Regions from separate parts of the Homo sapiens genome. Here region 1 is linked to region 2. Evidence: read pairs that join two places in POLR2A ChIA-PET (ENCODE). Cell type or tissue: PC-9. All regions are shown on one strand.

Region 1 (2,500 bases), 150 kb before region 2:
ATCTTTTCCTTTTTTTCTTCCCACTGTCCCCCACCATCAATCTAAGCTACCACCATCTTTTGCCTGCCCCTCTCCATTCCAGCAGAGAAATATTTCTAAATGTTGGTTTTACCCATGTCATATCCCACATTTAAAATCCTGCGCTAATATAGTTCTTTGGGTAAAATCCAGAATCCTCAAAGACTCCTAAACTTGTCATCTTTATCTGGCCCTGTGCTACCTCTCCAGCCTCGTCTCACACCACTCTTGCCTTTCCTTCTCAAAAACCCATGTTTGAAAGTGGGTAAACTAATTGAGGCTCTGTGGTGTGCCAGGCGGCATGGGGATTTCAAAACTGTATCAGTCACCATATCTGCCCGTATCAAGGAACTTACAGTCACGGGGGAAGAAGGACCCAGCTATGACGATTAGTATAAAGTAAAATGTGATAAATAGCATTAAAAATGTACACACGGGGGAGTTCAGAGGAGGAGGTGAGTGGAAATGCAATGCACGGGGAAGGCTGCAGAGATGTGATCTGTGCATGCACCATGTAAGATGAGGAGGCCTGGGCTGTTCCCAGATGGCATGGGAAGACCAAGAGTTTAGAGAAGAATGAATGAAAGTAGGCACATCAGCTATGTCAGGCTGATCAGGAGAGAAATGGTATCAAGAAAGAAGTGTGTGTTCAATGTCAACCACTGCAGACACCCAGAAAACATAGGCACTTAAATTTGACAACCAGAGGTCATTATAGATCTTTGAGAAAGTAGTTTGTATAAGTGGGTAATGGTTGAAGCCAAAAGACGATGGAAAAAGCGGCTCATGAGAACATGAAGACTGACTGTAATATTCCATTACTTCAAGAAGGTTGGTAACAAGGGAAAAAACCATGGCAAGAAGCAGCTTGAGAATTTAGTATTAATCATCATAGCTAGGACCAGGCAGGCAAATTCCCAACTGGGGTTGGGTTAGGTCAAAACAGAATCTCACACCATAGACACTTGGCAGGAAGCCAGGGAAAGGAAGGCATTTAAAAAGGAGTTGAGGCAGGGGGTGGGTGCTGTTTACATCCTGGGTTCACCTGGTGAATCAGTCCCCAGTCCCTGGGAGCAGCCCTAGGGGCCAACAGGAGGCAGGGGCACCCAGCCCTGCTCTCAGCACTAGCTGTAAAAAGTGCAGAACAATGGAAGCTGGTTGTAAAACTTAAGCAGATCAGACACTATAAAATACTTTGTAATGCACCATTGAGGCGACCAAATAAGAGGCTTGAATAAATTTATATTCCAATTGCTAAACATTACAGTCAATTTAAAAACCCACAAAAGTTTTGCTGAACAACTGTATAAATAATAGATCTGTCGCATTGTACAGTACCTAATAGACTGAGACATAAAACAATTGCAGCTAACTCCCTCTCACCTGTTAAATCATCTCGAAATAGATCTGCTAGCTCAACTCTCTATTTTTTTTCCTTTCAAAAAACACTGTAAGGTAATTCTCAGGTTAATGTGAATTGTATTTATTATTTATTTGCATTTTTTTCCCCTCAAAACAGAAAGCACTAGAAGCTGACAGGGCCAGAAATGTATTGTATCTGAGCCTGCCTTCCTCCCTGGAAGCTCTCCGTCCAACTTTTGGGATGTTTCTCTTCCATTGAGCTATAGTAGAATTATCAGTTGGTGGCTATTTTGTAGAAGTTGAAATCAACGTGCACACACAGTCACACAATAATACACATGCATGCACACATACCTGTATGGGTGTGTGTGCGCACACATATGTGCACAGAGAAGCAATGCAACTTAAAGAATAAGAAAGTAGGCCAAGAGCTAAAGAAAGCAAATTCTGTGTTTCTGTCATAAACATGCTGTGAGAGTGTGGGCAGACTCCCTTTCCCACTGCTTCTGGGTTCCCATCCCAAAATCATTTGATTAGCTACCGATTGCAAAACACACACTGAAACAGTACAGACATGAGGAAGAATAATCTTTCCCTCAGGTATGCATCCACATTTACAACTCAGGAGTTGAACAGCAGAGCAGAAACAAAACCCAAAAAACAACCAAACAGAAAACAATGCTTTTGCAATTCTCACAACCAACTGTAATATCGAAACAATAATTATCCCCCCTTTTCAGACACGGTAACTGGGATATAAACAGGTTAAGGAATTTGCTCAATATCATCTAGCTAATAAGTGGCAGCCCTGGGATTTTAACTCAGATTTCCCTGAGCATGCCATATAGAAGACAGCTGTAGTGCAGACAACTCAGGAACAGATAGGAAACTAACTCCCTTTTCCCGTAATCTATTTGAGGAAGATGGTTCCGAGCTGGGAAGGGGCTGCAGGTGGGTTACCTGTCTGTGTCTCCTACTCAGTATTAGAAACTCGGGTAGGGGAGCTTCATCTTTCCATTCCCGTAGCCTAGTCATAATTCTGTGTTTGGGTAAAGCAAGATTATTCTACAGAAAGAGCGTTAAATCTTGAAGAATGTGCAAGTAAAGAAGCTCGTCTGAG
Region 2 (2,500 bases):
TGCATCTGTATAAACTGGTATTATTCATTGTGAAATCCAGTTCAATTTCTTTCCCTCTCTATTAAACTTGCATTTATTCTTAGAGGCAGATGCTAAATTTTACTTTATTCAAAAATCTCTAGACAGCTACATCTTGTATTTTTTGAACATTAAGTTAACCTTTGAGGTTGTGACTTGAATTTTACATATTGATAAAGGTCCTAGTTTACTAGTGAATCATTTTCATGTAGTAACATTTCATACAGTACTCCATACGTCTATATGTAGGAACACAGATGATATAATCAAGATGATAAAGATTCGTTGAGCCTAGCATATGATAAGTAGAGCAGAAGAGGGTCAGCATGGACGAACATCGGAGCAGGAAGACCAGGAAGCCTACGTTCTAAGCTTTGATAATGTACATAAGTCTGATGCAGTTTCCTGATCTATAAAATGAGGGCATAGAACAAGATGACTTTGGTCCCTTTAACTTTAATATCTTGATAAGTGTCTCAAGACTGAAACCATTAGTAGTGTCAATGAACCAAATATCTCATGGGTTATTTTCTCTAGTTGTGGCAGATATTGACAAACTCTGAGGATGAGTGTGTACTTCTAGACTATCTTTTTCTGAGTTTATATTCCTTCTAGATCAGAGGTTGCAAATAAGTTGCATTTTCAGGTAGTAGCCACCCAAAGCACTGTGTTGAGGTTTCTGAAGCCAGGACCAAGCTTGATGGGAGTTAATAGTGCCATGATAAATAAGTGGTGATTGTCTTGGGCCTGGAAAGACAGAAAAACAGTATGTGTGCCCTGTACCTCATCCCTGTTGCCAACCTTTTCATTTAGATCAATATTTCCTTTATCTCCTATTAGGTAGTTCAGAGCTGAAGGAATTTTGGGGGTTCTGTATTCTGCTACTTTCCACCAGGAAAATTGAATTCATTGTAAAAGTGCTTTGGATCTGAATGTAGTTCAGCAAAGAAAATGTAGCTACTGCATCTTTGATAAGCAGCTTCAGTTTAGGTTACAAGTTTATAATGTTTAAAACAACCATCAGTGGATTCATTTAAACAACTTAATATATTTAAAGATTTAAAAACCCTGTTACTTAATATTGCTTTGGCTAAAACAAAAAATGCTTTTTGATTCTTTTGCTTTTAAGCCAGTCCCATCAGACACAGCCTAAAAGATAGAAATCGTGACCTTCCCTTACTTCCACCTCCTTAGGTCTGGATGGCTGCAGTTTTCTCTTTAGGCCACGTGACACCACAGCATGATCTGGAAAGTAATTAACTACTTTAGAAGTTAATCCAGCATATACTTTGAAGCACAAGCAATTCCATCCCTAATCGTTGCTTGGCAGATTGATTCTTCCTTCTGGCTCTTGAAACTGTACGTAGTAATTGCCCTGGAATTTAAAAATCATCTGGGGAATTCCTTGTTCCACATTTAGGGCACAAACAGCTAATGACTTAGACACGTTGTAGTGTGTGTGTGTGTGTGTGTGTGTGTGAGAGAGAGAGAGAGAGAAAGAGAGAGAGAGAGCATGTTTTCAGGGGGTGGAAAGGCAGTGTCACTGTGTGGATAGGAAATGTGTCTCTTCCTCTCACTGTAAGATCTGAAAATCTCTTATCTGACCAGATTGTAACACTGAGTTGCCAAACTAGCAAATTGATAAAGTGTTGGAATGTGTTTGCAGAGAGGAATCTTGATGGGAAGGGCTTCTTAGTTGCTCTTGTACACAGGAACTCTGGTTGCAGAACTGCCTACTTTCACGTTGGTTCTGATGATGCTGTTATGTTTGCAAAACAGTGCCGTGACTACTATCTTCAGACCAGCAATTAGCCAGCTTGTGAACTAACCATTCATTTGCTTTCTTTCCTCCATTTTTTTTTTTACAGTATCTTCATGACATTCAAACATCCATTTTTTCATCAAAAGATTTTACTTTCACTCTGTCCTCGTATGATTGATTTCCTTTTGTGTCTGTTATCTTTGTTTGATCCTTTGACTGTGTTGGGCACACCATCCTCCCTAAACTTACCAAGTTCCCTGACTTTGAGGGTGTGGGTCAGGCCCTCTTCCATTTTCTTCCATCTTCTCCAAATTTGCAGTCTCATCTAGCACTTGATTCACAAAGAAGTCTTCATTAAATGGTGTGCGAATTGACTATCATAATGGTTGTGTTTTGTTTATATTAGTTATTTATACTGTATCTCTTCAAAAACTGGGGTTTTCAACTGGGGTTTTCAGTTACCAGCTATCCGTCAATCAATATAAATCTCTGAATTGTCAAGCAGACCTCAATATTTTAGTAGTTTGAAATAATTAAATGTAATTGAACCAGTAAATTACTCCCAAACCAGAGTTGAGTCTTTGTTTTTTTAAATGTAAACTTGGCATAATAAGCACCAGTGCAAATAGAACATGTTGCAGTAACATCTCAATGTTTGCTTCCAAAGGTGTTTCTCTGTCAAACACTTCCATTCACTGAAAGAAAATAGCTTATCTTTAA

The links. Peaks named below come from ENCODE experiments on the same cell type or tissue, not always from the same donor. Only the 100,000 strongest peaks of a DNase experiment are listed, where the experiment ranks them.
Region 1: POLR2A ChIA-PET joins it to region 2 with 7 read pairs; 1 of 35 experiments calls an interaction of 5 or more read pairs at or near these places.

The regions. Positions count from the first base shown.
Region 1 is chr14:33,841,505-33,844,004 of GRCh38, forward strand. No RefSeq gene overlaps it. Among named protein-coding and RNA genes, the nearest start is that of EGLN3, 110 kb to the right of the region's middle. In PC-9, no CTCF peak of the experiment used is centred here; a DNase peak (open chromatin) is centred at 957; H3K27ac peaks cover 1,175 bases.
Region 2 is chr14:33,988,541-33,991,040 of GRCh38, forward strand. All of the region lies in intron 5 of LOC102724945 (a long non-coding RNA gene), which reads right to left. Among named protein-coding and RNA genes, the nearest start is that of EGLN3, 39 kb to the left of the region's middle. In PC-9, no CTCF peak of the experiment used is centred here; DNase peaks (open chromatin) are centred at 1,411 and 1,751.